Regions from separate parts of the Homo sapiens genome. Here region 1 is linked to region 2. A link is a loop called in an ENCODE intact Hi-C map of the cell type or tissue named here. Cell type or tissue: mammary epithelial cell. All regions are shown on one strand. Each heading gives the region's core, and the rest is flanking DNA. Links, peaks and the distances in the headings are about the cores only. Region 1 has its middle 4.4 kb from the start of KCNN4. Region 2 overlaps ETHE1 (ETHE1 persulfide dioxygenase).

Evidence for each region. A loop is a pair of places that touch in the nucleus more often than their neighbours do. Peaks named below come from ENCODE experiments on the same cell type or tissue, not always from the same donor. Only the 100,000 strongest peaks of a DNase experiment are listed, where the experiment ranks them.
Region 1: it touches region 2 in a loop (2.6-fold over the local background); 11 of 110 quality-filtered maps call a loop at or near these places.

Annotation. Positions count from the first base shown.
Region 1 is chr19:43,782,710-43,788,069 of GRCh38, forward strand. No RefSeq gene overlaps it. Among named protein-coding and RNA genes, the nearest start is that of KCNN4, 4.4 kb to the left of the region's middle. RefSeq lists enhancers at 3-52, 193-362, 1,708-2,002, 1,990-2,491, 2,492-2,991, cis regulatory regions at 30-496, 2,497-2,944 and a silencer at 1,708-2,002. In mammary epithelial cell, for the core only: a CTCF peak has its summit at 2,789 (motif pointing left); DNase peaks (open chromatin) are centred at 92, 282, 1,892 and 2,762; H3K4me3 peaks cover 516 bases; H3K27ac peaks cover 2,909 bases.
Region 2 is chr19:43,517,047-43,522,419 of GRCh38, forward strand. All of the region lies in intron 3 of ETHE1 (ETHE1 persulfide dioxygenase), which reads right to left. Among named protein-coding and RNA genes, the nearest start is that of ETHE1, 7.5 kb to the right of the region's middle. In mammary epithelial cell, for the core only: a CTCF peak has its summit at 2,630 (motif pointing left); a DNase peak (open chromatin) is centred at 2,535; H3K27ac peaks cover 873 bases.

The sequences.
Region 1 (5,360 bases), core at 1-5,000, 270 kb after region 2:
GAGCCACTCATGGATCTGTACACCATACGCTCCGACACAGATCAAACCCTCCTGTGGAGACACACAGGCATGCACTGACCTGGTGACGCACATCACCTCCCAGCATCATGCACTGAACTGGTGACACTGCCCTTGGCCTCATGCACACCCCTCTGCAAGGAACCTGCGGACACAACCCTCCCCCTCCTTGTGTCCTAGGTCGTGTGGGACCCTGGACCCACCAGCCCCAGGGAAGCGAGACACGCACAGACATGTCTGACTGCACACCAAGGCAGCCCACACAAACACACCCAGAGACACCAAACCATACACATGGACACGCCCAGTGGCAAAAACACAACCCTTGCGGGGGCTCCGCCCCTCGGCACACACAATTACCCACTCGGCGAGACTTGGCGGGAGAGGGCTGGAGACACACCCGGGCGCGCCCAGACACCACACATGCGTCCACTTGGGGAAAGTGCAGCCGCCGGGCACTCCTGAGCCTGCAGCCTGGGCACCCCTGCCCACTGGCCGCCCGGCTCGCTGCGTCTCTCTCCTCCCTCTCCGGCTCTTTCTCTGGTTCTTTGGGACTTGCTTCCTGTCTCAGTCTCTCCTGATCTGGAAACCTCCGCGTTTGTCTTTTTTTTTTTTTTTTTTTTTTTTGAGATAGAGTCTTGCTCTGTCTCCCATGGCTGGAGTGCAGTGGCACGATCTCGGCTCACTGCAACCTCCACCTCCCAGGTTCAAGCAATTCTCCTACCTCAACCTCCCGAGTAGCTGATATTACAGGTGTGCACCACCACACCCAGCTAATTTTCGTATTTTTAGTAGAGACGAGGTTTCACCATGTTGGCCAGGCTGGTCGTGAACTTCTGACCTCAGGTGATCCACCCGCCTCGGCCTCCCAAAGTTCTGGGATTACAGGCGTAAGCCACCGTGCCTGGCCAGGTTTGTCTTTATCTCTGTCTCTGTTCTTCTCTCCTGGTACCTTTGTCTCTCTCTGTCTCTCTTCACTCTGTCTCTCTGTCTCTGCCTCTCTTAGCCTCTCTGTGTCTCTCTCATCGCTCTGTCCCTTTCTCCATCTTCGTGTCCCTCTCTGCTCCTCTGTTTCCTTCTTTCCCCGTCACTGTCTCTCTGTCATGTCTCTCTCTGTGTTCATCATTGCCTGTGTCTCTGTCATCGTGTCTCACTCTGTCTCCATCTCTCCGTCTCTAGGGCCCTCTGTTTTTGTCTGTCTCTTGCTGAATCGGTGTTTCTCTCCGTCTCTGTTTCACTCTCTCCCTGCCTCCTGGTCTCCTCTTGGGTCTCTCTCTCTCTCTCCGGGCCTCTCTATGCTTGTCTCTGCCTCAGTTTCTCTCTGCTGTTCACTGGCACATCTACGGACAGCCTGGTTCCTTCCGGTTCTACCCCAGTCCCACTCAGGGGTTGAGGGCCAGTGATCCAGAGACTGTGGCCACCCAAGGGTCAGAAGCCACTAAATAGCGCTCCAGCTGCGGCCATGCCATGGCATCTGTGCCCCAGTTCAGGCACTTGTGAAAAACGGAGACAGAGACTGACACAGAGGGAGAGAGAGATAATCAGAGAGACCTCGAGGCATTCAGCCAGGGATGGTGGGGGCATGTATTAAAAAAAATCAAAGAGACCCACAGGTGCAGAGAAACCGGAAAACACAATCAAGACACGGAAGTTAGAGCACAGAGAAATTTTGTCTCCAAATAGGCCATGACTGAAAGAGAAAAACAGCAAAGGATGGGCATGGACATGCCTGGGTGGCAGTGATGGGGTTACAGTGGGAAGGGCACCTGCCTTCAAACTGCAGTCCTGGGATGCAGGGGTCAGTCCTAGGAAACTGCTTCACTCCTCAGCCAGCTGCCTCCAGCCCAGGGAGGGGCCAAGGGGGGAGGGCGAGGTGACTCAGGGCCTCAGGGCTTCTTGTGACTCACCCTTGGTCTCAATCCTAGAATGGGGAGTGGAGGGAGAGAGGGGTTTGTGTAAAAGAGAGGGAGAGGGAATAGTAGAGGACCTCAAAATGCCTAAGAGGAAGGGTCCAGGAGGAAGAAGCTGGGGGTCTGGACTCCTGGTTCTGAGGGAGGAGGGGGTCTGAGGGAGGAGGGGCTGGGGTCTGGACTCCTGGGTCTGAGGAAGGAGGGGATGGGGTCTGGACTGCTGGTCTGAGAGAGGAGGGGCAGGGGGTCTGGACTCCTGGTTCTGAGGGAGGAGGGGGGCTGGGGTCTAGACTGCTGGTCTGAGAGAGGAGGGGCTGGATCTGGACTCCTAGGTCTGAGGGAGGAGGGGCTGAGGCCTGGACTCCTGGGTCTGAAGGAGGAGGATCTGGGGTCTGGACTCCTGAGTCTGAGGGAGGAGGGCTGGGGCCTGGACTGCTGGTCTGAGGGAGGAGGTGCTGGGGTCTGGACCCCTGGGTCTGAGGGAGGAGGGGCTGGGTCTCATACACTGGAAGAACTGATTCCAGAGTCTCCAGGATTTTTCCTTGGCCTTGTCCCAGCTGCACCACCTCTGTCGCAGCCCCATCTCCGGGCCTGGAAAGAACCCAGGTGCCTCGGGGCCCAGCAGGAAGGGGCCAGGGACAAAGAGTTGTTTAACTGGGCAGGCTGGTGAAGGAGAGTGAAGAGGGTGTCTCAGGCGGAAAGGTCATTCATCGCCCAAGGCTTGTGCAGGGAAAGGCAGGGCTGAGCCCCGAGGAAGAGATCCTGAAAGTCAGAGGTCAGTGGCGGCAAATCCTCCACCGCCATCTCTGGGACCTTGGAGCCTGGAAGCTCCAGGGCTTATAAATACTGTCACCTAGTGTTCACTTAGGCAACTGCAGACACTCTCCCTGTCCAGCCTGGTTTCTTGCCAACATAGAGCAAAACACCTACTGAGTGCCAGGCACTGCTCAAGGAGTTGGCGATATGTAATGAACAAAAATGGACAAAATTCTTGCTCTTGTGGAGTTTCCAGGCTAAAGGAGGGAGACCTCGTGATTCCATCAATCTCAGTCTCTTCTTTGCTCTCAGTCTTCATTTTTCTCTCTGTATATCATTGTCCTTGTTTTTTCTTTCTTTCTCTTTTTCTTTCTTTCTTCTTTCTCTCTCTCTTTCTTTTTTCTTTTCTTTCTTTCTTTCTTCTCTCTCTCTCTTTTTAATTAAAAAACATTTTTTTGGTCATAAAATCAGTTCCCACTATGTTGCCAGGCTGGTCGCGAACTCCTGGTCTCAAGCCATCCTCCTGCCTCGTCCTCCTAAGGTGCTGGAATTACAAGTGTGAGCCACTGCGCCTTGTCTTGCTTCTCTGTTTCTATCTCCTGGTCTTAGTCTCCAAGTGCATGCTTTTCTCCTTTCTCCTTTTTTCTTCATTTCTGCTTTTATTTTCTTCTTTGTATCTCTGTGTTCCCCGCCAGTTAAAAATGTATGTATATTATGTTATTACACAGAGACATACACCCACACTCTATATATAGTATATGCAGATATGTAGTATAGTATATGGCATAGTATACAGATGTATAGTGTATACAGATGTATATGATATACAGATATCTATATCTCACAATATGGAAGTCTAGAGACCTCGGTTTAAGCCTCGATGTGACCACTGACTTTATTCATTCATTCATTCATTCATTCAAGACAGAGTCTCGCTCTGTCACCCAGGCTGGAGTGCAGTGGCACGATCTTGGCTCACTGCAACCTCCACCTCCTGGATGCAAGCGATTCTCCTGCCTCAGACTCCCAAGTAGCTGGTACTACAGGCATGCACCACCACACCAGGCTAATTTTGGTATTTTTAGTAGAGACGGGGTTTCACCATGCTAGCCAGGCTGATCTTGAACTTCTGACCTCAGATGATCCACCTGCCTCAGCCTCCCAAAGGGCTGAGATTAGAGGGATGAGACACCACCCCCGGCCTAACTTTATTTTTGTATGGAATATGTTATACGTACAGCCTGGTTTAGAGACAAACCTGAGTTCAAACCTAGTTGCCATCCATAGTTGTGTGCTCTGTGAAACTTGTAAAAGAGGGATTATGTTTCCTATGTGACAGGGCTGCTTGAGGCTTAGGTGAGAGAGAATGTCTGGAGCCCTAACAGCAGGCCTGGTCTATGTTAAAGTCTTGTGATACATTGTCTCCCAAGTTGCCTGCCAGTGACTCCTCCCTTCCCTGCACTGGCAGGTGGCTTCTCCCACGAAAAGGAACAGTATGTTCCTTCTCCTTCAGTCTATCTGGCTCATGACTTGCTTTGACTAATAGAATGTGGCAAATATGACACTGAACCAGTTCCAGGTCCAGATGTTAAGGAAACTAGAAGCTTCTGCTTTTGTACCCTTAGAACTAGAAGACCACCATGCTGTAAGGAAGCCCAAGCTAGTCACATGGAGAGGCCATGCAGGGAGAATGAAGCTATCTTGGCTAAAGCCCCAGTCCTGTCCTAACAGAATGCAACCATGTGAATGACTTCAGGAGAGACCAGCAGAAATGCCCAGTCAAGCCTCAATCATGAGATTGTTTATTTTAAGACACTAACTTTTGGAGCGGGTTGTTACACAATAAAAAGTAGATTATTATACCCTTATGTTCATATCTGCATGTTTGAAGTTTTCCATAATAAAAAATATATATATATGGGCCAGGCATGGTGGCTCACGCCTGTAATTCCAGCACTTTGGGAGGCTGAGGCAGGCAGATCACTTAAGGCCAGGAGTTCAAGTCCAGCCTGGCCAGCATGGCGAAACCTCATCTCTACTAAAAATACAAAAAAAATTAGCCAGGCGTGGTGGTGGGCACCTGTAATCCCAGCTACTCAGGAGGCTGAGGCATGAGAATCACTTGAACCTGGGAGGCAGAAGTTGCAATGAGCCAAGATCGTGCCATTGCACTCCAGCCTGGGTGACAGAGTGAGACTTCAACTAAAAAAAAAAAAGTATATGCATATGTATGTATATGTGAATAGATAATAAAATAATAAAATGTATAATGCAAATTGCACTCCATACACTGCAGCTAGCATCATTTTGCTCCTAATTTTTTTGCCTATGAGCCTTTCTTGGTCAGTCTCAGCTTGGGTCTCAATTTTCTTGTCTGTCTTTCTCTATTGCTTTCTTTCTGTGTGTCTATTCCTATCTTGGCGAAACTCCTCCCATCACTTTCCTTTGCATTTACTTTGCTTTATCACATTGGCCTTGTTGCTGATTCTCAAACATACCAAGCTTTTTTCTGCCTCTGGGTCTTAGCATTTTCTGTTCCCTCTTCCTGAATGCTTGCACCTCCACTCTCTTCATGGGGCATTCCCTCACTTCATTCAGTTCTCTGCTCAAATATATATATGAATTATTATATATATTATAATAGTATACAATATATAATATCATATAACATATAAT
Region 2 (5,373 bases), core at 209-5,208:
CTCCTGGCCTCAAGCAATCCTCCCATCTCAGCCTCTCAATGTGCTGGGATTACAGGCATGAGCCACTGCACCAAGCCAAAAGTGATACACTTTCAATAGAAATCATATTCCATGCACCCATACAGCCATTCTGTTTTTCACTTTCAATTCAGTATTCAATAAATTACATGAGATATTCAACACTCTTGTATAAAATACAAGGCTTTGTGTTAGATGAGTTTGCCCAACTGTAGGCTAATGTAAATGTTCTGACCACTTTAAGGTAAAGTAGGCTAACCTATAATGTTCAGTAGGTTAAATGTATTAAATGCGGCCAGGCACGGTGGCTCACGCCTGTAATCCCAGCACTTTGGGAGGCCGAGGCAGGTAGATTACTTGAGGTCAGGAATTTGAGACCAGACTGGTGAACATGGTGAAACCCCATCCATACTAAAAATACAAAAATTAGCCGAAGCCAGGCACGGTGGCTCGCCTAATCGCGACACTTTGGGAGGCCAAGGCAGGTGGATGACCTGAGGTCAGGAGTTCAAGATCAGCCTCGCCAACATGGTGAAACCCCATCTCCACAAAACATACAAATATTAGTCAGGCGTGGTGGTGATGTCTGTAATCCCAGCTACTCGGGAGGCTGAGGCAGGAGAATTGCTTGAACCCAGGAAGCGGAGGCTGCAGTGAGCTGAGATCACGCCACTGCACTCCACCCTGGGTGACAGAGTGAGACTCCGCCTCAAAAAAAAAAAAAAAATTAGCCAAGCATGCCAAGCGTGGTGGCACATGCCTATAGTCCCAGCTACTGGGGAGGCTGAGGCAGTAGAATTGCTTGAACTTGGGAGGCAGAGGTTACAGTGAGCAGAGATCATGCCACTGCATTCCAGCCTGAGTGACAGAGCAACACTCCGTCTCAAAAAAAAAAAACAAAAAACAAAAGTCAATATCCTCAGCTTGGGTGACAGAGCGAGACTGTCTCAAAAAAAAAAGTCAATATCCTGGGGCAAAAGGATATGAAACTGTTCTAGATCCAAAAAGATTTTTGATAAATAAAAAATAATAAATAAATAATAAAAAAGAAAACAAAACAAAAAGAAAAGAAGGAAAAAGAAAACACAAACACACACACAAAAGAGACTAAATAGACATAATGGCCAAACACTAAGCTCAATTGTATCCTGGTTCCTAAAAACAGCCGTAGGCTGGGCACCGTGGCTCACACCTATAATTACAGCACTTTGAGTCACCGAGAGGGGAAGATCATTTGAGCCCAGGAGATTGAGACCAGCCTGGGCAACATGGTGAGATCCTATCTCTACCAAAAAAAGAAAGAAAAAAGAAAAAAAAAGCTGTAAAAATTATTCCTCGGGTAATTGGAGACATCTGAACACAGCTGAATATTTAATAATGATATAAAGTTACTGCATATTGGCCGGGCGTGGTGTCTCACGCCTGTAATCCCAGTACTTTGGGAGGCCGAGACGGGCGGATCACGAGGTCAGGAGATCGAGACCATCCTGGCTAACATGGTGAAACCCCGTCTCTACTAAAAATACAAAAAAAAAAATTAGCTGGGCGTGGTGGTGGGCGTCTGTAGTCCCAGCTACTCGGGAGGCTGAGGCAGGAGAATGGCATGAACCCGGGAGGCGGAGCTTGCAGTGAGCCGAGATCGCACCACTGCACTCCAGCCTGGGCGACAGAGCGAGACTCTTGTCTCAAAAAAAAAAAAAAAAAAAAAAAGTTACTGCATATTTTGTTAGACGTGACAAAGGTTTTGTAAAAGAGGAAGTCTCAAAGTATAGCCTAGAGAACCCTGACATTCTGCAAAATCAAAACGATTTTTGGACTTTTTGCCCATTTTCACTCGCATTCCCCAAAAACATTTGGGGGAGAGGGGCGCGGTTCTAAAAGTTTCATGACCTATAGTGACATAATTGCTCTGATGGCTGATGAAATTTGTGCTTGTTTTTTTTTTTTTTTTTTTTTTTTTTTTTTGAGACAGTCTTGCTCTGTGGCCCAGGCTGGAGTGCAGTGGTGCGATCTCGTCTCACTGCAACCTCTACCTCCTGGGTGTTCAAGTGATTCTCATGCTTCAGCCTCCTGAGTAGCTGGGATTACAGGAGCGTGCCACCATGCCCGGTTAATTTTTGTATTTTTAGTAGGGACGGGGTTTCATCATGTTGGCCAGGCTGATCTCAAACTCCTGACCTCGGGTGATCCGCACACCTCGGCTTCCCAAAGTGCCAGGATTACAGGCGTGAGCCACCGCGCCCGGCCTGTGCTTGTGTATTGTTATATTTTGTACTATTATTTCAATGTAGATTTTAAAAAATTCAAAATAAGAAATTGTGGGTGGGGAACATATAACATCTTGACCTAAAGCAGCCTTCATTGTCCCTGAAACTTGTCGAGTGATTTCCGCAACAGCCCAGCCTGCCTAACCCCAAATTCTTTCAACAAATTCATTCTTCCCTTCCATGATGCATCATGTCTGTGACACATCCCCAGAGCTTTTCTTTCATCTGTTGCCTGCAGCAGCTAAACCTGAAACTACCCCCATCAAAGAAACATAACCCAGAAGGAATCCTGTAAAGCATTCAGCTTGCTGGCCTTGGAGTTCCCACGGCCTACACTGCCCCCTGGTGGCAAGTAAGCTCTCAGCTTCTTTTCCATTTGGTTCCCAAGTTCTTTCCCTTCATTACTCAAAACTATAGTAAACACCTCTTATCTGCCTGGGATACATTTCAAGACCCGGAGTGGATGCCTAAAACCGCAGATAGTACAGAACCCTACACACTATGCTTTTTCCTATACATACGCACCTATGATAGAGTTTAATTTATAAATTAGGCACATTAATAAATCAATAATAACTAATAATAAAATAGAACAATTACAGCAAGGCATGATGGTGCACGTCTGTAGGCCCAGCTACTTGGGAGGCTGAGGCGGGAGGATCACCTTAGCCAGGGTTCAATACCAGCCTGGACAACATAGCGAGACCCCCACCCAAAAAAAAAAAAAAAAGAATAGGTCGGACACAGCAGCTCAAACCTGTAATCTTAGCACTTTGGGAGGTCAAGGCAGGTGGATCACTTGAGGTCAGGAGTTCGAGACCAGCCTGGCCAACATGGTGAAACCCCATCGCTACTAAAAATCTTTTAAAAATCAATTAGCTGGGTGTGGTGGCACTCGCCTGTAAATCCAGCTACTGCTACTCGGGAGGCTGAGGCAAGAGAATCGCTTGAACCCAGGAGGCAGAGGTTGCAGTAAACCAAGATTGTGCCACTGTACGCCAGCCTGGGCAACAGAGTGAGACTCCATCTCAAAAGAAAAAAAGATGAAGTGATGGATGGTTAGAGATGTACACTGTAAAAAAAAATTTTAAGCCTGGTGCAGTGGCTCACTCTAATCCCAGCACTTTGGGAGGCCAAGGAGGGAGGATTGCCTGAGCCCAGGAGGTCGAGGCCAGCCTGGGCAATGTGGCAAAACTCTGTCTTTACAAAAAACACAAAAACTAGCCAGGAGTGGTGGTGCACACCTGTAGTTCCAGCTATTTGGAAGCCTGAGGCAGGAGGATCGCTTGAGCCAGGAGGTTGAGGCTGCAGTGAGCTATGATTGCACCACTGCACTCCAGCCTGGATGACAAAGTGAGACCCTGTCTCAAAAAAAAAAAAAAATTTTTTTTCAGCTTTTCTCTATGCTTGAAATTTTTCATAATAAAATGTTGGAAGAAAAATTACTCGTTTCACAATGTTAAAAGGAGGAAGTATTGAAACCCACACTTGAGCCACATAAGAATCAATGGTGGAGCTTTTAAAACATGCCAATTCCTTGTGTCCACCCAGAACAATTAAATCAGACTCTCTGATTCTAAGGGACCTGGGGGATCAGTGTTTTCAGCAGTACTTCTCTAAGCCAGCATATTTAACAGCAAACCTAACTTTCTGATTCGGCCACCCTGTGGCAGCTAAGATGTTCACTTCTCAATCAGTTTATTAAAAAAAGAAAACTTGGGCCAGGTGCGGTGGCTCACTCCTGTAATCCCTGCATTTTGGGAGGCTGAGGCACGCAGATCACTTGAGGCCAGGTGCTCACGACCAGCCTGGCAGTATGGCGAAACCCCATCTCTAATAAAAACATAAAATTTAGCCAGATGTGGTGGTGCGCACCTGTAATCCCAGCTACTGGAGAGGCTGAGGCAGAAGGATCACCGAAAGGCGGAGGTTGCAGTGAGCCGAGACTGCGCCACTGCACTCTAGCCTGGGTGACAGAGTGAGGCTCTGTCTCAGAAAAAAAAGAATTACTCCTGTTTTGGCGATCCACTGCCTTGTAGCGTCATCATGTATTAAACAGTCCCCTGCTGTGTACTTTGTCCCCTGCCCTACACCCCTGCTGTCTTTTGTGCACATGAGCAAGGGTGTCTCTGGGCTTCACACCTAGAAGGGGAACCTCTGGGTTGGAGATCCTGAAGGCAGCCAGCTAATCCTTGAAACAGCCTCAAGAGGAAGGTGCTGTGATAAACCCTGTGTTTTAGCGCAGGGAACTGAGGCTCCCAGAGGGAGGCAGAGATTGCAGTGAGCCAAGATTGTGCCACTGCACTCCAACCTGGGGGACAGAGTGAGACTCTGTCTCTAAAAAAAAAAAAAAGAAAGAAAGAAAACTCATTCTACAATGAAACCACTTAAATTTGTCCCATCTTTTATGTAAGATGAACAACCAGTTCAAGAAACTGGGAGTTTCTATGAAAATTAAACATTTGTCGACTCAGTGACCCAGAAAATCCAGTCCTTAGAATTCATGACAATGTTCCCTAAGATATTAGCAGAAGAATCTTCATAGCAGCATTATTCGTGGTAGCCAAAAACTGAATAATCAGAAGGAAAATAGGGTGTAGTGGCTCATGCCTGTAATTCACTTTGTACTTTGGGAGGCTGAGGCAAGGAGGATCGCTTGAGCCTAGGAGCCACCACAACCTGCCCATTTTGTAGGGCAAAAATTATGGCCAGTGGACCAAATTTGGCCTGCCATCAGTTTTTGTAAGGCCTGTAAGCTAAGAATCATTTTAACTTTTTTTCACATTGAAAACTATCAAAGTAACATGTAAAAACTAGATGGGGCTCACACCTGTAATCCCAACACTTTGGGAGGCCGAGGCAGGAGGGTTGCTTGAGGCCTGGAGTTTGAGACCAATCTGAGCAACACAGCAAGACTCAGTCTCTACAAAAAATTGTTTAAAAATTAGCTGGGCATGGTGGCACATGCCCATAGTCCCAGCTACTCAGGAGGCTGCGGTAGGAGGATCACTTGAGCCCAGGAGTTGGAGGCTGCAATGAGCTATGCTCACGCCAGTGCATACCAGCTTGGGCAATAGAACAAGAGCCT